Linked DNA regions of Homo sapiens: regions 1 and 2 are each linked to region 3. A link is an interaction called in ENCODE POLR2A ChIA-PET data of the cell type or tissue named here. Cell type or tissue: Panc1. All regions are shown on one strand. Links, peaks and the distances in the headings refer to the core of each region. The heading gives the core; the rest is flanking DNA.

Evidence for each region. ChIA-PET counts read pairs that join two places held together with the same protein. Peaks named below come from ENCODE experiments on the same cell type or tissue, not always from the same donor. Only the 100,000 strongest peaks of a DNase experiment are listed, where the experiment ranks them.
Region 1: POLR2A ChIA-PET joins it to region 3 with 7 read pairs; 2 of 35 experiments call an interaction of 5 or more read pairs at or near these places.
Region 2: POLR2A ChIA-PET joins it to region 3 with 5 read pairs; 8 of 35 experiments call an interaction of 5 or more read pairs at or near these places.

What each region holds. Positions count from the first base shown.
Region 1 is chr15:41,574,534-41,582,227 of GRCh38, forward strand. It overlaps TYRO3 (TYRO3 protein tyrosine kinase), which reads left to right. Exons shown (of 19, transcript NM_006293.4): 19 at 3,353-7,694. The coding sequence ends at 3,743. Among named protein-coding and RNA genes, the nearest start is that of TYRO3, 19 kb to the left of the region's middle. In Panc1, for the core only: no CTCF peak of the experiment used is centred there; no DNase peak of the experiment used is centred there.
Region 2 is chr15:41,734,692-41,742,385 of GRCh38, forward strand. MGA (MAX dimerization protein MGA) reads left to right here. Exons shown (of 24, transcript NM_001400225.1): 13 at 1,490-2,007; 14 at 5,215-5,512. Among named protein-coding and RNA genes, the nearest start is that of MAPKBP1, 36 kb to the right of the region's middle. In Panc1, for the core only: no CTCF peak of the experiment used is centred there; no DNase peak of the experiment used is centred there.
Region 3 is chr15:41,685,410-41,693,103 of GRCh38, forward strand. The region is part of intron 2 of MGA (MAX dimerization protein MGA); the gene reads left to right. MIR626 (microRNA 626) reads left to right here and starts at 6,176; the gene lies at 6,176-6,269. In Panc1, for the core only: no CTCF peak of the experiment used is centred there; no DNase peak of the experiment used is centred there; H3K27ac peaks cover 3,955 bases.

The DNA of each region.
Region 1 (7,694 bases), core at 1,999-6,998, 110 kb before region 3:
TAACATGGCCAACGTCACAGAGCTAGTAAGTGAATAAGTTGGAATTTGAACCTAGATCCCTGTAGTTTTAGAATATATACTCTTAACTCTTTATGACAACAACTGTGATTTGTCTGTTCTAGTCTTACACTCCCACTCCATCCAAGCCAAGGGCTCCCTAGGCCTTCAGACAACCTTTTGTGAGTATTTTTTGTTTTGTTTTTTGAGACAGGGTCTCGCTTTGTCACCCAGGCTGGAGTGCAGTGGCGTGATCTCTGCTTACTGCAGCCTCAACCTCCTGGGCTCAAGTGATCCTCCCTCCCCAGCCTTCCAAGTAGCTGGGACTACAGGCACGTGCCACCACACTCGGCTAATTTTTGTATTTTTGTAGAGACAGGGCTCCGCCATATTTGTCAAGCTGGTCTTGCGCTCCTGGGCTCAAGGGATCCATCTGCCTTGGCCTCCCAAAATGCTGGGATTACAGGTGTGAGCCACCACGCCCAGCCCAGAGGACCTTTCATGAGCCCCAGGGGGAGTGGGAGCCACTGTGACCAGAGAAAGAATCTGCTCCATTTCTTGCTCTGGGATTGGACTTCCAGAGGGCCGAGGTCATGGACAGGCACAGGAAGGCTCAGCCTGATGGTGGGGTCCTTCCCTTGGACAGTGGGTTTGAAGTGCCCTGAGCCTGGGCTGTGGGTAACTCACCTACACCTGAGAGGGAAATCTTGAGTAGACAAGCCAGGCCCTGGCCCTCCTGTTCATTCAGCAGAGCTCAGGGCATGGCAAGGGGCAGGAAGCTCACATCTCCCTGTGGCTGCAGCCTGCTTCAGTTCTAATCTGGCGCTGTAGAAGCTCTGAAGGGCAGTGGGGACCAGACCCCAGCGCAGCCTCCTCCCCAGCTGGAGCTGGTGCTGTCAATGGAGAGTGGGCAGGCACTGGCCTCACCCAGGCAGCCTGGTGGACAGGCGCCAGTTGGCTCCTAGCACAGCCTTGAGGACGTGTCCCAGTCTGGCCATGTACCCACGGCCCCAGACCATTCCCATTCCCACGACCTGTTCAGTGTCTGGCATGATTACTGCCATTACTGGTGGCCCCTGCTGGGGGTGTGCTGGTGTGTGAGGCAGTGCTTGGGGCTCTTGTCATGGGCATAGGCAAGAGAGTCAGGCATTTGCATTCATTGGACTTGGTCTCAGCGTCTTTCCATTAGGTTTTTGGTTTGTTATTTTTCCACCTGAGCCTGAGGCATTCCTTGGGCATCCTGAGTGATAGGCTTCAGGGAATTTATAAGGTTCCTGAAATTGTATGTAAAAAAGCATTCCTGGCAGGGGACGGTGGCTCACGCCCGTAATCCCAGCGCTTTGGGAGGCGGATCTCCTGAGGTCGGGAGTTCCAGACCAGCCTGACCAACATAGAGAAACCCCGCCTCTATTAAAAATACAAAATTAGCTGGGCGTGGTGGCGCATGCCTGTAATGCCAGCTACTTGGGAAGCTGAGGCAGGAGAATCACTTGAACCCGGGAGGCAGAGGTTCTGGTGACCCGAGATCACACCATTGCACTCCAGCCTGGGCAACAAGAGCAAAACTCCATCTCAAAAAAAAAAAAAAAAAAAAATTAATTCCTGTTGGCAGGAGAGCTGGAAGCTTTTTCCAGATACTCAAAAGTTATATATGAATAGTGAGGACTTTTTCTTTTTTTTGAAATGGAGTTTTGCTCTTGTCGCCCAGGCTGGAGTGCAATGGCACAATCTTGGCTCACCACAACTTCCACCTCCTGGATTCAAGCGATTCTCGTGCCTCAGTCTCCTGAGTAGCTGGGATTACAGGCATGCACCACCCTGCCCAGCTAATTTTGTATTTTTAGTAGAGACGGGGTTTCTCCATGTTGATCAGGCTGGTCTCAAACTCCCGACCTCAGGTGATCTGCCCACCTTGGCCTCCCAAAGGGCTGGGATGACAGGTGTGTGCCACCTTGCCCAACCAATTTTTGTATTTTTTAGTAGACACGGGGTTTCATCATGTTGGCCAGGCTGGACTCGAACTCCTGACCTCAAGTGATCCACCTGCTTCGGCCTCCCAAAGTGCTGGGATTACAGGCATGAGCTACTGCACCTGGCCTGATTCAGTAGGTTTCCTTTTTTTTTTTTTTTTTTTTTTTTAAAAAAAAAAAAGAGAAAGGGCCTCGCTCTGACAGCCAGGCTGGAGTGCAGTAATGCAATCACAGCTCACTGTAGCATCAAACCCCTGGGTTCAAGAGATCTTCTGCCCAGCCTCCCTAGTAGCTGGGATTACAGGTACTTACCACCATACCTTGCTTATTAATTTTTTTTTTTAATAGAGACATGGTCTCGCTATGTTGTCCAGACTAGTCTCGAACTCCTGGGGTCAAAGGATCTTTTAGCCTCAGCCTCCTGAGTAGCTGGGACTACAGGTGCATACCACTGTGTCCGGCTGCACGGTGAGGAATTACTGAGTAGGTACTGCCCACTCAGCACAGGAGGGACTTCGGAGTCAACCCCCTCGCTTCAAATCACAGCTCTGTCACTTTCCACGTGTGTGACTTTAGTCACGGTTCTTAACCTCTTTGTGCATGTTTCCACATTTGTAAATGTGGAAATGATTTCTATTTGATCATTGCTTTCATAGGGTTGTTGTGAGAAATAATAAGCTAGGATGTGCCTGTAATCCCAGCTACTCAGGAAGCTGTGGTGGGAGGATCACTAGAGGCCAGGAGTTTGAGACCAGCCTGAGCAACATAGCAAGACCCTGTCTCTACAAATATATTTTTTATTTATTTAATTTAATTAATTTATTTGTTTGTTTATTTATTTTGAGATGGAATTTCACTCTTGTTGCCCAGGCTGGAGTTCAATTGTGCAATCTCGGCTCACCGCAACCTCCACCTCCTGGGTTCAAGCGATTCTCCTGCCTCAGCCTCCCAAGTAGCTGGGATTACAGGAATGTGCCACCATGCTGGGCTAATTTTTTTTTGTATTTTTAGTAGAGATGGGGTTTCTCCATGTTGGTCAGGCTGGTCTCGAACTCCTGACCTCAGGTGATCTGCCTGCCTTGGCCTCCCAAGGTGATCCCACCTCAGCCTTCCGAGTAGCTGGGACTACAGGCGTGTCTACCAAGCCTGGCTAATTTTTGTATTATTATAGAGACAGGGTTTTGCCATATTGCCCAGGCTGGTCTCGAACTCCTGGGCTCAAATAATACCCCCCTTCGGCCTCCCAAAGTGTTGAGATTACAGATGCGAGCCGCTGTGCCCCACCAGGGAATAAAATTTTTTAAAACCCTAGTGCCATATGATGAAGGGGCCCCTGCTTTTGAGGGAAGGGCTCCTGCCTTTTCTCACGCTTCTCTCCACCCCAGGTATGATCTCATGTACCAGTGCTGGAGTGCTGACCCCAAGCAGCGCCCGAGCTTTACTTGTCTGCGAATGGAACTGGAGAACATCTTGGGCCAGCTGTCTGTGCTATCTGCCAGCCAGGACCCCTTATACATCAACATCGAGAGAGCTGAGGAGCCCACTGCGGGAGGCAGCCTGGAGCTACCTGGCAGGGATCAGCCCTACAGTGGGGCTGGGGATGGCAGTGGCATGGGGGCAGTGGGTGGCACTCCCAGTGACTGTCGGTACATACTCACCCCCGGAGGGCTGGCTGAGCAGCCAGGGCAGGCAGAGCACCAGCCAGAGAGTCCCCTCAATGAGACACAGAGGCTTTTGCTGCTGCAGCAAGGGCTACTGCCACACAGTAGCTGTTAGCCCACAGGCAGAGGGCATCGGGGCCATTTGGCCGGCTCTGGTGGCCACTGAGCTGGCTGACTAAGCCCCGTCTGACCCCAGCCCAGACAGCAAGGTGTGGAGGCTCCTGTGGTAGTCCTCCCAAGCTGTGCTGGGAAGCCCGGACTGACCAAATCACCCAATCCCAGTTCTTCCTGCAACCACTCTGTGGCCAGCCTGGCATCAGTTTAGGCCTTGGCTTGATGGAAGTGGGCCAGTCCTGGTTGTCTGAACCCAGGCAGCTGGCAGGAGTGGGGTGGTTATGTTTCCATGGTTACCATGGGTGTGGATGGCAGTGTGGGGAGGGCAGGTCCAGCTCTGTGGGCCCTACCCTCCTGCTGAGCTGCCCCTGCTGCTTAAGTGCATGCATTGAGCTGCCTCCAGCCTGGTGGCCCAGCTATTACCACACTTGGGGTTTAAATATCCAGGTGTGCCCCTCCAAGTCACAAAGAGATGTCCTTGTAATATTCCCTTTTAGGTGAGGGTTGGTAAGGGGTTGGTATCTCAGGTCTGAATCTTCACCATCTTTCTGATTCCGCACCCTGCCTACGCCAGGAGAAGTTGAGGGGAGCATGCTTCCCTGCAGCTGACCGGGTCACACAAAGGCATGCTGGAGTACCCAGCCTATCAGGTGCCCCTCTTCCAAAGGCAGCGTGCCGAGCCAGCAAGAGGAAGGGGTGCTGTGAGGCTTGCCCAGGAGCAAGTGAGGCCGGAGAGGAGTTCAGGAACCCTTCTCCATACCCACAATCTGAGCACGCTACCAAATCTCAAAATATCCTAAGACTAACAAAGGCAGCTGTGTCTGAGCCCAACCCTTCTAAACGGTGACCTTTAGTGCCAACTTCCCCTCTAACTGGACAGCCTCTTCTGTCCCAAGTCTCCAGAGAGAAATCAGGCCTGATGAGGGGGAATTCCTGGAACCTGGACCCCAGCCTTGGTGGGGGAGCCTCTGGAATGCATGGGGCGGGTCCTAGCTGTTAGGGACATTTCCAAGCTGTTAGTTGCTGTTTAAAATAGAAATAAAATTGAAGACTAAAGACCTAAGGTTTTGTCTCTTTTTTTTTTTCTTTTTTTTTGAGACAGTCTCACTGTGTTGCCCAGGCTGGAGTGCATGGTGTGATCTTGGTTCACTGCAACCTCTGCCTCCTGGGTTCAAGCGATTCTTGTGCCTCAGTCACCAGAGTAGCTGGGATTACAGGGGCTCACTACCATGCCCAGGTAATTTTTGTATTTTTAGTAGAGATGTGGTTTCGCCATGTTGGCCAGGGTGGTCTTGAACTCATGACCTCAAGTGATCTGCCTGCCTTGGCCTCCCAAAGTGCTGGGATTACAGTCCTGAGCCACCACACCTGGCCCCAGCTTTGTCTCTTAAATGTTTACTTTTTTTGAGATCACAAAGATGAAAGATTTTTATAGAGAGAAAAGTCTGGAAAGACATATGCCAAAATGTTAACAGCTGTTATCTTTTTTTTTTTTTTTTTGAGACCGAGTCTCACTCTGTCGCCCAGGCTGGAGTGCAATTGCGCGATCTGAGCTCACTGCAAGCTCTGCCTCCCAGGTTCACGCCATTCTCCTGCCTCAGCCTCCCGAGTAGCTGGGACTACAGGTGCCTGCCACCACGCCCGGCTAATTTTTTGTATTTTTAGTAGAGATAGGGTTTCACCGTATTAGCCAGGATGATCTCAATCTCCTGACCTCGTGATCCGCCTGCCTCAGCCTCCCAAAGTGTTGGGATTACAGGCGTGAGCCACCGCACCTGGCAACAGCTGTTACCTTTAAATGATGGGGTTAAGGGGACGTTCTTCTTTGTGCTTTCCAAGTTTTCTGCATTGAGCACAAAATGCTTTTGTAATTAGATACAGGATCCCAATGAATCTTATTATACTGAAGATAATACAGAGTCACCGTGGGCAGTTAGAAAAATGCAAAAAATCGGCTGGGCGCAGTGGCTCACGCCTGTAATCCCAGCACTTTGGGAGACCTGGGTGTGTGGATCACGAGGTCAGAAGTTCAAGACTAGTCTGACCAACATGGTGACACCCCGTCTTTACTAAAAATACAAAAATTAGCTGGGCATGGTGGCGCGTGTCTGTAATCCCAGCTACTCAGGACACTGAGGCAGGAGAATTGCTTGAACTCAGGAGGCGGAGGTTGCAGTGAGTCGAGATCCCGGCAGCCTAGGTGACAGGCGAGACTCCATCTCAAAAATAAAATAAAAATAAAAATGCAAAAAATAATAAAAGGTGCCAGTTACCTATACTCCCACCACCTAGAGATAATCACCATTGATCTTTTGAAAATGCAAATATTCAGCTGGGCACAGTGGCGTGTATTTTTTTTTTTTTTTGAGACGGAGTCTCGAGTCTCTCTCTGTCGCCCAGGCTAGAGTGCAGTGGTGTGATCTCGGCTCACTGTAACCTCTGTCTCCCAGGTTTAATCAAGTCTCTTGTCTTGGCTTCCCGAGTAGTTGGGACTACAGGCACGAGCCACTGTGTCCGGCTATTTTTTGTATTTTTTTGTAGAGACAGGGTTTCGCCATGTTGGCCAGGCTGGTCTCGAACTCCTGATTTCAAGTGATCTGCCTGCCTTAGCCTCCCAAAGTGCTGTGATAACAGGGGTGAGACACCATACCCAGCTTGTAATCCCAGCACTTTGGGAGGCTGAGGCGGGTGGATCACTTCAGGCCGGGAGTTCGAGACCAGCCTGGGCAACATGAAACCCCATCTCAACTAAAAATTCAAAAAAGTTTAGCCAGGCTTGGTGGCGCAGGTTTGTCATCTCAGCTACTGGGTGACTGAGGCATGAGAATCACTTAAACCTGGGAGGAGGAGGTTGCAGTAAGCTGAGATCTTGCCACTAAACTTCGGCCTGGGTGACAGATTAAGACTGTCTCAGAAACAAAACAAAACAACAAAAAAGCTTTTAGAGCAAGTTCATGGGAGATGCAGCAGGAGGCGCAGGAACCACACATGTGCTAGTGAGGAGTGTGGGGAGACTGGGAGGGCCCACAGGTATTGTGCTGCTTCTGGCTGAGGGCAGGGGAATAGGGTGGCTGCTTCTGAAAGCAAATATCCTGAAAAACCTGTTGCTGGTACTCCAAATTCTGGTTCCCATGTAGATCATGAAACCTGAAAAACTTCCAGGCAAGTAGCTTTCAGAATCTTTCCTGCTGTGATTAGCTTTCACTGCAGGTAGTGATTACCTGTGAGATAACATCTGGGAATTATTGATTGAAAAGACCTTCACTATCGGTTGGGGGCGGTGGCTGATGCCTGTAATCCCAGCACTTTGTGAGGCTGAGGCGGGTGGATCACCTGAGGTCAGGGGTTCAAGACCAGCCTGGCCAACATGGTGAAACCCCATCTCTACTAAAAAATACAAAAACTAGCCAGGAGTGGTGGCAGGCACCTGTAATCCCAGCTACTTGGGAGGCTAAGGCAGGAGAATCACTTGAACCCTGGAGGCGGAGGTTGCAGTGAACTGAGATGGCACCAGTGCACTCCAGCCTGGGTGACAGAGCGAGACTCCATCTCAAAAAAAAAAAAAAAAAAAAGAGGCCAGGCATGGTGGCTCACGCCTATAATCCCAGCGCTTTGGGATTTTCTGTCTCAAAAAAAAAAAGAGAGAGACTCTGGATCAAAAAGGATTTTCACAAACAGATCCAAAGAACCAGCATCCAGATTAAGAAACAGCATTAACAGCAACCCAGAAGCAACCCTTGGGACCTGCCTCAATCTCTGCCTCCTCCCTACTCCCCATAGGTAACCTCTATCCTGACCTCTTAACACCATGGATCAGTGAAGCTCCTTTTAAAAGTATATAAATGGAGTCATGTAGATTTGATTACTTTGCGTTTGGCTTCTTTCCCTCAGCAACATGTTTATAAGGATCATCTAACAACAGCAGTTTTGAAAAGTGAGTCTCAAAGAGGCA
Region 2 (7,694 bases), core at 1,254-6,253, 49 kb after region 3:
GTCTGCCTACCCTGTTTCAAACTTATGCCAAAAACAGGGACAATAAGTAAAAGTTTTTTTTCCCCATTATTTGGTCTGTTAACACTCCTGCTCTCAAAAATAAAAGAAAATTCATTCATGTTGATAAAGCATGTTGTTGCAAGAGACATTTAGGTTGAGGTCAGTGAGTTTTTTTTTTTTTAACCTCTTTCCAAACCCCAGTAATATTGGCATCATTAGCCTTTGGTCCTCCATCACTGCCACCTCTGGGGAAATCTAGAAGGAGAAAGGAAGGAATATTACTGTGATTTAGCTGGCAGAGGCTACTGTCAGAATTACTTTGATGACAGGTAGTGGTCAGGTGGTTACCAATTTGTTTTTGGTTATGCTTCCCGAGACTTCTGACACTTAAGCAGCAGGGCTTCCTAACTTCTTAAAAAACGTCATGGTACATACAAATAATTAACAATGTTTCTATAGCACATTGCGGTAAGTGGAGGAGGCTACTAGGGTGGAGGGAACCTGCCTGAGAGCGTGAGCACCCTGAGGATTATGGGGGCCCTTGACATACCAGTACACTCATTGGGAAGCTGTGCTAAAGAAATCCAGGAGTCTAGTGAAATACATGTCTAGTCAACATGTTGCCATGGAAAGAATACTTTGGGTAGTTGAGTGATCTGCAAACAGTGTAGAAATGGAGCAATCATATCTAGAAGCACAGAAGTAATTCAGAGGTATTTGCAGTAGAAATTAGAGTTAGAGTGCACTTAAAATCAGAATACTACAGCTGGGCGCAGTGGCTCACGCCTGTAATCCCAGCACTTTGGGAGGCCGAGGCGGGTGGATCATGAGGTCAAGAGATCCAAGACCATCCTGGCCAACATGGTGAAACCCCGTCTCTAGTAAAAATACAAAAATTAACTGGGCGTGGTGGCACGCGTCCATAATCTCAGCTACTCGGGAGGCTGAGGCAGGAGAACCACTTGAACCTGGGAGGCAGAGGTTGCAGTGAGCTATCACGCCTCTGCACTCCAGCCTGGCGACAGAGCTAGACTCCGTCTCAAAAAAAAAAAAAAATCAGAATACTATTTTTCTTGCTGTTCTTTTGGATTGACTCTAATCTGTACATGTTTCAAAGCATCTAGCAAGTAGTTTCACTTTGCCTGTATGTATAGCAAAATAGTAACCTATACCAGTGAAGCTTAACCTTGGTTGTAGGTCATGGTTTGTTTGCAAGCTAACTCTAATGTAATAATTGTGGCATTTAGAGTAGTGTTAAGGGAACTACCTGTTAGAGCCCAGTCAGCAGGATAATGAGGACTATTGTAGTCTTATTCTCTGGAACTTTTTCTTCCTGGAAAACTCCCAAATTGTGAAAGTTGATACATTTTAAGTTACTACTGTGAAAGAACGTGAGAATGTGACAGTTTTTTTTCAGAGTTTCATACAAAATGCTGTGATGCAGAAATAATCTTTCAACTTTTTCTTTTTTATTATTATTTTACATCAGAAAAGAGCTGGAAGTCTTCCTGCAATGAAGGAGAATCCTCTTCTACTTCTTATATGCATCAGAGGTCACCTGGTGGTCCCACCAAACTGATTGAGATCATCTCAGACTGCAACTGGGAGGAAGATCGGAACAAGATTTTGAGCATCTTATCCCAGCACATCAATAGCAACATGCCACAATCACTTAAGGTGGGCAGCTTCATCATTGAGTTGGCTTCTCAGCGAAAGAGCCGGGGTGAGAAGAACCCTCCTGTTTATTCTTCTCGTGTGAAAATCTCTATGCCATCATGTCAAGACCAAGATGATATGGCTGAGAAATCTGGATCAGAGACTCCTGATGGTCCATTGTCCCCTGGGAAAATGGAGGATATCTCTCCTGTGCAGACAGATGCCCTGGATTCAGTGAGGGAGAGATTACATGGAGGCAAAGGTCTGCCTTTTTATGCAGGGCTTTCTCCTGCAGGGAAGCTTGTGGCCTATAAACGTAAACCCAGTTCAAGTACATCTGGGCTTATCCAGGTGAGAATTATCTTTAATCTGGGTATAGCACCTTTGTATACACCTAGGTAGTATCATGATTTTTCAGAGCCCTTTATGGTCCTGATATCCTTTATCTTGACATTTCCTGGGAACTGGGTGACAAAATTATTATCTCTTTTTGTAATAGGCCTAGTTTAGATGCATACCTAGAGTGAATTTTTGTCACATTTATGAACAGAAACGTAGAGCCTTGTATTAGTTTTAATTTTCTTTCTAATCTTCCCAGAAAGTTGCTCTTCATAAACTTTATTGCCTGCAGGCTCTAGTGATACTTTGACAATAAAGCAAGGGTAATCAGGGATTCAGTCTAGCTCTTGGAATTTATTATTAGCAGATAGGTTTCAAAACAAAACCATGGTTAGAACGGTAGGTGTAAGGGGAAGATGAAATTGACTTAAAGATAGGCAATATATGTTTAGAAACTTGGGGAAAATTTTAAAAATTTTTATTTATTATTTATTTATTGCAATCTTGGCTCACAGCAACCTCTGCCTCCTGGGTTCAAGCAATTCTTTGTGCCTCAGCCTCCCAAGTAGCTGGGATTACAGGCATGTGACACCACACCTGGCTAATTTTGTGTTTGTGTGTGTTTTTTTTTGTTTTTGTTTTTTTTTTAGTAGAGACGGGGTTTCGCCATGTTGTCCAGGCTGGTCTCGAACTTCTGAGCTCAGGTGATCCACCCACCTTGGCCTCCCAAAGTGCTAGGATTACAGGGGTGAGCCACCATGCATGGCTGAAAATTTTAATTTAGTAAGGTGTTATTTAAATACAAGAGTAAAAATTCAGCCATATTTACTTAATTATATTTTTTCTTTATTTGATTCGTAGGGGTTTTGTTAGTGTAACTGTTGTAGGACAAATACCTTTATCCTTGATACTTAGTAATTCACGCAGGTTGTATTAGTAAAATTATACTGGCATATAGAAAATTTGAAAAGAGACGTTCTGAATTAATGTCATAGTCAGAAAAGGTTTTTCTAGCTGAGCGCAGTGGCTTACGCCTGTAATCCCAGCACTTTGGGAGGCCGAGGTGGTGGATCACCTAAGGCAAGGAGTTTGAGACTAGCCTGGCCGACATGGCAAAACCCCATTTCTACTAAAAATAAAAAAGTTAGCCCGGCGTGGTGGCGCGCGCCTGTAATCCCAGCTTCTTGAGAGGCTGAGGCAGGAGAATCATTTGAACCTGGGAGGTGGAGGTTGCAGTGAGCTGAGATTGTGCCACTGTATTCCAGCTTGGGCAACAGAGGGAGATTGTCTCAAAAAAAAAAAAGTGCACTTTTATATTAGAGTAGCAAATGTGTGGAAGTGTCTGATATTATTGCAAAGTTAGCTTGACTTTCATTAGATTGGCTGCTTCTAAGTCACTAAGGACTTCTCCATTAATAATATGATTGATATAGGCTGGGCATGGTGGCTCACACCTGTAATACCAGCACTTTGGGAGGTGAAGGCGGGTAGATCATGAGGTCAGGAGTTCAAGACCAGCCTGACCAACATGGTGAAACCCCATCTCTACTAAAAATACAAAAATTAGCCGGGCATGGTGGCGTGTGCCTGTAATCCCAGCTAGGAGGCTGAGGCAGGAGAATCGCCTGAACCTGGGAGGCAGAGGTTGCAGTGAGCCGAGATCACGCCACTGCATTCCAGCCTGGGCGACAGAGTGAGACTCCATCTCAAAAGAGAAAATAATATTAATATGATTGATCTACTTAATTAAAAAACTTATTATTGCAGTTTACTGTTGTGCATGCTATGTAAATGCTTCTGTTGATATTTCTTATACTCTTGATGAGGAGAACAGTATTTTCTCTACCTTATATATTGATTGACACTTTGAAAACAGAGGTTTGCCTGATACAATTTCTAGTGAGACTAGACTCCCTAAAATACAAGCATGGAAATTTTTTGTTGTCTTCTGCCCAGGACTCACAAAGCCACCATAGAATGTGTCTGCATAAGCAGTCAGGCAACTGTAAACTTTGTAAACTTTGGGGAAGCTGCAGAGTAGGCTTCAGCGCAGTCCCAAGGGATCCGGGAGGGGGTATCTGACCTATTTCTGTATAGCCTGAAAAGTTACAGTAAAGTCTACTTTCAGGGGGAATGATCACATTCTTTGTACCAAACTCAAGGCAGAGATATTCTTGATCTCTGTGGGAATAATCACAATTTAACCAAAGTAGCAAAGAGTAATTTTGTTTTGTGTCTCTGAAGATGGAGTTGCTTGCTGTAGCTGGTCTCCTCACCAGTTCCCTGTTAGAGAGTAGATTCTACCTCACTCCATCTCCCCCAACCCCCGATTTTGAAATGGTGAAAAGGAAATATAGAAAAGGTTATCTTCTCTAGAGTTGCCTGGCAATATGACCTAGAGAACATGGGTAGAGACTTGGGAAGTTTTTGTTTTCTTTCTTTAAAAAAAAAAGAAAAGAAATCAACCCCCACAAAAAACAACTGTGCTGGTACCCATGATGGGCAGTCTGATAAACTCAGGCAGCAGAGGGGATCTTTACTTCATTTGTTGGTTCACTTTCTTCTGACTATTTAGTTAATTATGTCTAGAATAAGAATGAGTTCGTACCAACATTCAGTTTGAACCCATGTTTTATCCAAGAGATGAAAATAGTATTTTCAAAGCTAAGCTTTTTGAAAATGAAAAACTGTGAGGTAATTGTGGCTTAGGTTATTGCAACAATGATTGTCTTATAACTTAAAGTAGATTTCACTTATATTTTTCAAATATGAAGGATGCTTGAAAGGACCCTTGTGTGAGAGCTTCATTATGTCTCTCTGGTCTTATCAGAGAGATTCTGTGGGACACTCATTTTTGCTGATGAGGTTAATAGCTTAACCAGAATGCCTTATTTACAAGGAAAACAATTGGATAATTCTAGTTGTTTAGATTTGATGATAACTTTCACATAACTAGGATGCAGAAATGATGAGTTTCCGATTCTCTATTTTCAAACTACAATATGAAGGAGATGAGATTAGTTCAGAATATCAGTTGACAGCATTTTTCTACCTTCTGATTACTCAGATTATTCTAAATGGAAAAAGTCTACTTCTTTTTCCCTTTTAAATCTGAAAAATAGACTTATGAAAACTTGTAAAAATGAAGCCCCTGTCAAGGGAGAGGAGTTAGCAAGAGAATTTTATCTTTACAGAATTTCTCTTTGCCACTTGTTTCAGGTTAATGGTAAGAGTTACCCGCAGGCTAAGTTGCTATTGGGACAGATGGGGGCATTGCATCCAGCCAATAGGCTAGCTGCTTATATCACAGGCAGGTTGCGACCCTCAGTCCTGGACCTCTCAACCCTCAGTACTGTCATCTCCAAGGTAGCATCCAATGCCAAGGTGGCTGCATCCAGGAAACCACGTACCCTGTTGCCTTCAACATCCAATTCCAAAATGGCATCCTCCTCTGGCACTGCAACAAATCGCCCTGGGAAGAATCTGAAGGCGTTTGTCCCAGCAAAACGGCCAATTGGTAAGTTGGGGTGTATGTATGGTTTGGAAAGGCCTATGACTTGGTGGTGGGACAGTGGGTACAGGTATGGAGGTTGTAAAAATTAGAGAAATATGTACTTTGGCATTATTCTTATTCTTGTTGTCTGTCTTGCCTGGACTTTTTTGATTGTTTGGGGTTAACGTCTGATAACCTGCAATATTAGATGAATTGAGTTGTTTTATAGTTAATTTCTTGGTTTTATATATATTTTTTATTTTTTAATAACACTGACTTGAAGGCAAGTTTTATAGTTATTTTTAAGGTTTTCAGACTGGTTGTTATTAATGTAGAAAAGACTTAAGGATTTTAATTTTGTTTCTAAAAAGGGAAGACATTTAAAAATAGTTTACTATTATACTAAATTATTTACTAAAATATTTTACTAAATTAAAAATAGTTTACTATTTTCCTGTGAGGACTGGTGTTTCTGGCCTCTTGTTGAACTCTTGCTGGTGCTATGTAAATGCTTCTGTTGATACTTCTTAAACTTATGAAACCAAGGAGCTAGCAAAAGCTAGTGGTGTAAGTAGTATAGGCTTAAAGTGGAAAGCTCCTATAAATACAATTTTGAAAGTGTTGATTTATTCCATTCATCTCTGTTCTATGAATGAAAATCTCTCTTTTCCTTAACATTTAAATGCTGAAGTCTGTAATAAATTACCTTCTTGAAACATTTGTGTTTTAGCATTGAGAGTATCTATAGTTGGTTTATTGAATTCCTCTTTTTGTTGTTTCAAATCTGTTAGGAATGTTAGGTAAGAGTGTCAGTTGAAATCTCTGGCTGAATGGTTAGAGTTGTGTGAAGATAGAAGATATTTATTGTTTGCCTTAAAACCTATTTTGGCCGGGCGCGGTGGCTCACTCCTGTAATTCCAGCACTTTGGGAGGCCGAGGCGGGTGGATCACGAGGTCAAGAGATAGAGACCATCCTGGCCAACATGGTGAAACCCCATCTCTACTAAAAATACAAAAATTAGCCGGGAGTGGTGGCATGCGCCTGTAGTCCCAGCTACTGGGGAGGCTGAGGCAGGAGAATCACTTGAACCCGGGAGGCAGAGGTTGCAGTAATCCGAAATCGTGCCACTGCACTCCAGCCTGGTGACAGAGTGAGACTCCATCTCCAAAAAAAAAAAAAAAAAAAAAAGAATCTATTTTACCTTTTATTAAGGCAGCTTCAGTTGTGATTAAGGGGAGTAAAAAAAGCAATCCTATCCTGATCTGTTTGGAGAAATGTCTTTATATATTTTAGGAATATGTAATACGTAAGCATCTCATAATAGCACAGCTGTAAAGAGGTGAGAGTGCTCAGACAGGAGGAAATGGTAGAAACAAGTTTTTACATTAGAAATTGGGGGAAACAAACCCTCTCATTTTCTTTTATCTGTATTAGGTGATGAAGTTTTTGCTACTGTATTGTCTTTTTAGTATCCTGACAGTTTGAATATATTGCACAGTCAAAAGAATTTTAGTAGGAACACTCTATTTAATTTTTTAATTTTTCTTTCAAGACAGAGTCTTGCTCTGTCTCCCAGGCTGGAGTGCAGTGGCACTATCTCATTTCACTGCAGCATCCACCTCCTGGGTTCAAACCATTCTCCTGCCTCAGCCTCCTGAGTAGCTGGGATTACAGGCACGTGCCACCATGCCCTGGTAATTTTTGTATTTTTAGTAGAGACGGGGTTTCACCGTGTTGGCCAGGCTGGTCTTGAACTCCTGACCTCGTGATCTGCCCACCTCGGCCTCCCAAAGTGCTGGGATTACAGGTGTGAGTCACTGTGTCTGGCCTGGAACACTCAATTTTAATCCCTTTCTTGTTAGAACTGAGGTTTGTTTTTGGTCAAGGCAAGCGTTTGATTTCTGAGAGTAGAAATAAGCTCAGATGCTGGGTGTGGTGGCTCACACCTGTAATCCTAGCACTTTGGGAGGCCCGAGGCAGGCAGATCACCTGATGTCGGGAGTTCAAGACCAGCCTGACCAACATGGAGAAACCTTGTCTCTACTAAAAATACAAAAATTAGCTGGGTTTGGTGGTATGTGCCTGTAATCCCAGCTACTCGGGAAGGCTGAGGCAGGAGAATTGCTTGAACCTGGGAGACAGAGGTTGCAGTGAGCCGAGATCGCGCCATTGCACTCTAGCCTGGGCAACAAGAAAGAAACTCCA
Region 3 (7,694 bases), core at 1,364-6,363:
GAACCCCCCATTATTTTGGTTGTCCTGGGTTCTTTGTATTTCCACATAAATTTTGAGTCAGCTTTTCAGTTTCTGTGAAAAAACCCGCTGGAATTGCCTTGAATAATAGATCCAGTTGAAAAGACTTGATATCTTGACATCATTGAATATTCTGTTAAACAAGGTATATATCTCTGTTTATTTAGATCTTGTTTAGTTTATCTCAACCATAATTCATTCTTTTCAGTCTTTAATTAAACTTATTCCTAGGTGCTTTAAAAAATGATCCTTGTAATTGGCATTTAAAATAATTTTCCAGTTTTGGCTGGACGTGGTGGCTCATGCTTGTAATTCCAGCACTTTGGGAGGCCGAGGCGGGAGGATCAGGAGGATCATGAGGTCAGGAGATGGAGACCATCCTGGCTAACACGGTGAAACCCCGTCTCTACTAAAAATACAAAAAGAAATTAGCTGGGTGTGGTTGCGGGCACCTGTAGTCCCAGCTACTCAGGAGGCTGAGGCAGGAGAATGGCGTGTACCCGGGAGGCGGAGCTTGCAGGGAGCCGAGATCGTGCCACTGCACTCCAGCCTGGGTGACAGAGTGAGACTCTGTCTCAAAAAAAAAAAAAAATAATAATAATAATTTCCCAATTTTTTGATAGTATATAGAAATCCAGCTGAGTTTTACTAATTTATAGAGTCCTTTAGAAATTTTCTACATGTACAGTGTTACCTGTGAACAAATTTAGTTTTACATCTTCTTTCCAATCTTTATGCCTGTTCTCTCTCTTGCTTTATTGCATTGCTTGGACTCCCAGTACTGTGTTGAAAATAAATTTTGAGGCAGGGTGTGGTGGCTCACGCCTTTAATTCCAGCACTTTGGGAGGCCGAGGTAGGAGGATCACTTGAGCCCAGGAGCTTGAAAGCAGCCCTGGAAACATAGTGACACCCACCCAGCTCACCCCCATCTCTATAAAAACTTAAAAAAATAATTAGCTGGGCATGGTGGCACACACCTGTAGGCCCAGCTACTTGAGAGGCTGAGGTGGGAGGATTGCTTGAGTTGAGCCTGGGAGGTTGAGGTTGCAGTGAGCCATGGTTGTACCACTGCATGGGCAACAGAGTGAGATGCTGTCTTAAAAAAAAAATTTTTTTTTTGAGTGGTCATTCATGTCTCCTGATCTTAGAGAAACTCATTCTGTATTTTTTATAGCATGTTGGGTGTAGTTTTTGTGTAGTGCTCTTTATCATGTTGAAATACTTTCCTACTGTTACCCATTTTCCTGAATATTGTTAAGAATGAGTGTTGAATTTCATCAAATGATTTTTCTAAATCCATTGAAATACCATATGTTTTTTCTCCTTTATTTTGTTAATATGGTGAATTAACATTGATTTAGAGGGGAGGGGTGATCTTACATTCTTGGGCTAAACATTACCTGGCCATGATGATATCATCCTTTTTAATATTACTGGTTTCAATTTGCTAATATTTTATTGAGGATTTTTGCACCAAATTCATGTGGGATATTTGTTTATAGTTTTATTTCTGATGTGTTAGCAGTAGGGTTATGGTTACCTCATAAAACACGTTGCAAAGTGTTCTGTTTTCTGTATGTGCTGAGTTTGTGCAAGATTGCTGTTTTTTTTTTCATTATGTATTTGATAGAATTTATCAGTGAAGCCACAGAGTTTTCTTGTTGGCAGAATTCAAATCATGACTTCAAGTTCTTTGTTTTTTTCTATTTCATTGATTTTTCTCTCATCATTAACTCCTTTGTTCTACTTGTTTTTGGTTTAATTTGCCTTAGATTAGGGTTTGGTGGACTAAGACCCATGGATCATATGTGCCTACCGTTGGTTTTTACTTGGCTTGTAAGCTAAGAATGATTTTTAACAGTTTTCAGTGATTGGGGAAAAAAAATAGTTATTTGTGATGTGAAAATTAAAGTTCAAATTTCAGTGTCCTGTTTTTTGGAAGACAGTCATGCTTGTCTTTTGTATTTGTATTTTGTATTTGTATTTATTTTATTTTGTTTATGTATTGTCTGTAGCTTGAGTAGTTGCAGTAGAGACTGTATGGAATGCAAAGCCTAAAATTTTTACTGTTTAGCCCTTTACAGAAAAAAATGATCAACTCCTGTCTTAGATAATTGATTTTAGACTTTTTCATTTGTATGTATTTTAAACTATTCGTTTGACTCTTGAGCACTACTTTAGGTACATTCTACACATTTGGTATGTTGATAAGTTTGTTACTGATTTGTAGTTTGATTCCGTTGTTGTCAAAGAACATATGGCTTAAAACCTTTGGAAATTATCAAGGGTTTGCTTTATTGTCTAGGGTGTCATCTGTTTCTGATTGATACTTCATGTATACTTGAAAAGGATGTGTGTATTGTACAGTTGTTGGATATAATATTCTATAAAGGCTTATCAAGTAAGTTTGATTGATAGTGTTATTCAGTTCTTCTGTCCTGATTTTTTTAATGTCAGTTACTGAGAAAGATGGGTTAAAATCTCCCACCGTATTTGTGGATTTGTCTGTTTCTCTTTTTGGTACTATAGATTTTTGCTTCAAATACTTTGAAGCTAATATATGATTAGGTACATATACTTCTAGGGTTGTTTATGTTTTCTTGGTTAATTGAACTCAAAATTTTAATTATGTGCCTCTTTATCTCTGATAAAACTATTTTATTTTGAGATGGAACCTCGCTCTGTCACTGAGGCTGGAGTGCAGTGGTGCGATGTTGGCTCACTGCAACATCTGCCTCCCGGGTTCAAGCGATTCTCCTGCCTCAGCTTCCCAAGTAGCTGTGATTACTGGCACACACTGCCATGCCAACCTAATTTTTTGTATTTTAGTAGAGATGGGGTTTCACTGTGTTGCCCAGGCTGGTCTTGAACTCCTGAGCTCAGGTGATCCACCTGCCTACCAGAGTGCTGAGATTATAGACATGAGCCACCGTGCCCAGCCTAAAACTCCTTATTTTAAAGTCTACTTTGTTTGATGTTATTGAGCCATATTGGTTTCCTTCTAATAAGTTTTTGCATGGTTTATCTTTTTCCCTCCTTGTACTTTAATTCTTCTTCCTTGAATTTACATTGCGACTCTTTTAAATAGCTGATAGTTGGACTTGTTTCTTTATCCACTGTTTTAACCTTTGGCTTTTAATTGGACTGTTTTGTTCATTTACATTTAATGCCATTACTTATGTAGCTGAGTTTTAACCATGTCATCTTGCTATTTCCTGCTTCTCTTATCTGTTTATCTTTCCCTGTTTTTGTGTGGATTGAGCTTTTCAAATTCCATTTATATAAAAATTACCTCTTTGTAATTTTTTTAGTGGTTGCATTTGTCTACTCAGGCTGCCATAACAAAATATCGTAGATTGGCTGGCTTAAGCAACAGAAGTTTTATTTTTTTCACAGTTCTGGAGGCTAGAAAGTCCAAGATCAAAGTTCTGGCAGGGTTTGGTTTCTCATGTCTCATCTTGGCTTGTATACATATATAGCTGCTTTCTTATTATGTCCACACATGGGGGGAGCGGGGGATGTCTCTCTTCCTCTTCTTATAAGCCCACCATCCTGTTGGATTAGAGTCCTACCCTTAAAACCTCTTTTAACCCTAATTTTCTCCTAAAGCCCTGTTTGGGCTTCCACATACAAATTTGGTGGGGGACACAATTCAGTATATAGCAGTGTTATATGGATTACAATGTGCATCCTTAATTTATTGAATATAATTTGAATAATGAACTGCTAATGCACTTATATTTGATGTCCTTCTATGTGATATAAGCCTCTAAACCTTGTTACTTTATTTGCTTTAAACAGTCAGTAGTTGGTGTGTACCCTCTCCCTCTCTCTGTGGCTCGCTCTCATCCTCTCTTGCCTTCCCTTACCCTCTCTCCCTCTTCCTTTCTCTCCCTACCTCTCTCCCTCTCTTCTCCCTCCTCCTTCCTCCCTTCCTTTCTCCCTTTCTCCTTCTCTCCTTTTCTTTCTCTCTCCCTCTCTTTCTCCTCTTTCCCTCTCTCCTTCTCTCCTTAAAAATAAAAAAAGTCAGTAGTCATTTAAATAATATAAGAAAAGTCTTTTATATTTACGTATTTATTTATTTGTTTTCATCTGTTTCTGGATCTGTGTTTATTTTGGTTCATTTTCTTTTTCTTTTTTTTTTTTCTTTTTTTTGAGATAGAGTCTCACTCTGTCACCCAGGCTGGAGTGCAGTGATGTGATCTCAGCTCACTGCAACCTCTGCCTACCAGGTTCAGGTGATTTTCCTGCTTTAGCCTCCTGAGTAGCTGGGACTACAGGTATGCACCACCACACCCGACTAATTTTTGTATTTTTAGTAGAGACAGGGTTTTGCCATGTAGGCCAGGCTGGTCTTGAACTCCTGGCCTCAAGTGATCTGTCCACCTCAGCCTCAGCCACCACACCTGGCCCATATTGTTTCATTTTCTAACAGTCTGAAGAACTTCCTTTAATAGTTATTTTTTAAAAACTTTAAAAATTGAGATATAATTCACATACAATAAAATCTACATAAAATTCACCTACCAACTGAAAGTGTAGAGTTCAATGGTTTTTAATATATTCACAGGATTGCACAACCGTTACTTCAGTGCTGCAGTCAGTTTTAGGACATTACCAGCACCCCAGAAAGAAAACCCATTAAAAGTAACTTCCCATTTTCCCTCAACCACTCCCCAGCTCCACCCAATCCAACACAACCACCTGTCTCTGTCTCTGTAGATTTGCCTATTTTGGATATTTTATATAAATGGAATCATTTAATATGTGGTCTTTTGTGCCTGGCTTGTTTTACTTAGCTTGATGTTTTTAAGGTTCATCCATGTGTAGCATGTATCTGTACTTCGTTTCTTTTTATTGTCAAATAATATTGTGTGGACATTACCACATTTTTTTTATTCATCAGTTGGACAGTAAGGTTTTTAGTTTTTGGCTGTTACGAATAATGTTGCTGTGAACATTTGTATACAAGTCTTTGCGTGAACACAGTTTTTTGGTGTTGAAAAGACCATTCTTTCCTCTCTTGAATTGTCTTGGCACCTTGGCAATTGAATCAGTTGACATAAATGTGGGCATTTATTTCTGGACTCTCAATTCTGTTAGTTGATCTGTATATCTAGTCTTAATGTCAATATCACACTGTTGACTGGGCACGGTGGATCATGCTTAAAATCTCAGCACTTTGGGAGGCCAAGGCAGTAGGATAGCTTGAGCCCAGGAGTTTGAGACCAGCCTGGTCAACATGGTGAAACCCTGTCTCTACTAAAGAGAACCTGTCTCTACAAAAAAATAAAAATAATAGCTGAGTGGTGTGGTGGTATGTGTCTGTAGTCCCAGCTACTCGAGAGGCTAAAGTGGGAGGATCACTTGTTTCCAGGAATTTGAGGTTGCAGTGAGGTATGATTGCACCATTGCACTCTAGCCTAGGTGACACAGTGGGACCTTGTCTCAAAACCAAACCAAACTAATAGACACACTGTCTTAATTACTGTAGCTTTGTACTAAGCTGAAACCTGGAAGTGTGAGTCCTCTGAGAACTTTGTTTCTAATTTTCAAGATTGCTTTGTTTTTTTTTTTTTTTTTTGGTGGCTCCCTTGCATTTTCTTGTGAATTTTAGGGTCAGTTTGTCCCTTTCTGAAAAAAAAAATCACAGATGGAGTTTTGGTAGATACTGCATTGAATTTGTAGATCACTTTAGGGATTATTGCTGTTTTACCAATATGAAATATTTTTTGTCCATAAACGTGGGATATTTTTCTATTTATTTTGGTCTTTAATTTGTTTCAACAGTGTTTTATAGTTTTCCATGTATAAGTCTTAAACTTCTTTTGTTAAATTTATTCCTAAATATTTTATTCTTGTTGATGCTATTGTAAAATGGAATTACTTCCTCATTTCACTTTTGACATTCATTGCTAGTTTGTAGAAAAACAATTTGTGTGTGTGTGTGTCTTGGATCCTGGAATCTTGCTAAACTGATTTATTAGTTCTAATAGTTTTTTAGTGGATTCTTTAGTATTTTCCATATACAAGATCATTTACCTGTGAATAGAGATAGTTTTGCTTTTTCCTCTACAATCTGGATGCCTTTTATTTCTTTTTCTTGCCTAATCATCCTGATAGAATCTCTAGTACAAGTAAGTAGACGTGGCAAGAACTGATATATTTGTCTTATTTGAGAGCTGAGGAGTATTTTTATGCAATCTGAATGATCTCAGCTGTCTGAAAATGTCTTCAATTTTAAAGGCTTCTTTTGGTAGGTATAGAACATTAGTTTTTCTTTCAACACTTCATGATTGGCGGTAAAGTATATTGTCTTCTGACTTACATAGTTTCCATTGAGTCACTAGTCAGTCTGTTGTTCTCTTTGTTGTTCCTCCAGTGTAATGTCTGTTTTTCCCTCTGCTGCTTTCAGTATTTTTCTCTTCATCTTTCATTTTCAGCAGCCTGACCTTGATGTGCCTAGATATGACTTTTTTTTTTTCCTTCTATTCGTCCCCATTGTTGCTTACTGAGCTTCTTGGATCTGTGGGTTAAAATCTTTTGCTTTTGGAAGATTTTTGTTCATTTTCTCTTCAAGTATTTCTTCACTTTGTTTCTCTTGTCTTTTTGGCAGGGCAGTTACTAGTATGTTAGATCATTTTATGTTGTCCCAGAGATCTCTGACACTTTTTTGTTTTGTTTTGTTTTGTTTGTTTCTCTGTCCTTCAGTCTAGGTGATTTCAAGTGGCTTCCTATTTTAGTAAATTTCAGCTCACCTCTCGTTTCAGCTGTGTCAAGGGAGGAGTGGTTGGTCTCCTATCCCTGGCAGGACCTTAGGACCTAAGCATTGGTAGACTACATGTTCTCTTATTTCCAGGCCAGCCTTTCTGCGGCACTGCTGTTTGTTCTGCAGAAGTCCTCTGGAGGGGGTGGTAATTGGACAGCAGTGAGGACTAGTTTCCTATTTGGGGTCCTCGAGATTCTGCCCATGCTCGGGCATTAAAAGTTGGTTTCTCTGTGTTTTTGCAAAGATCCTTTGCCTATAGTTGCTTTTTTCTCTCCTTACTGTATCTTCACACAGTGCAAATGCTGCTTAGGGTTGAAAGCAGTAGCTATCTCCGGTCACCTAGAGAAGGCTGATCTTCTTCTGTAATTCACTTCATTTAGGCTTATTTATGTCTAGAGGTCTTCAGTATCTTGTAAGAAAAATAATTTAGTGTTTTCTCATGGTTATGGCAAAAGTGATGATATTTTGTGATCTTCCACATTCTAACTGGAGGTGGAAATCTTCCATTGGAGGATTTCCTTTTTCTTTTTTTGAGACGGAGTCTCACTCTGTCACCCAGGCTGGAGTGCAGTGGTGCGATCTTGGCTCACTGCAACCTCTGCCTCCTGGTTTCAAGCGATTTTCCAGCCTCAGCCTCCCGAGTAGCTGGGATTACAGGTGTGTGCCACTGCATCCAGCTAATGTTTTGTATTTTTAGTAGAGACGGGGTTTTACCATGTTGAACTCCTGACCTCAGGTAGTCCACCTGCATCAGCCTCCCAAAGTGCTAGGATTATAGGCGTGAGCCACTGCGCCCAGCCAATTTTTTAAAAAATATTTTAGTACAGATGAGGTTTCACCATGTTGCCCCCAGAGTGGTCTCAAACTCCTGAGCTCAGGCAGTCTGCCTGCCTCGGCCTCCCAAAG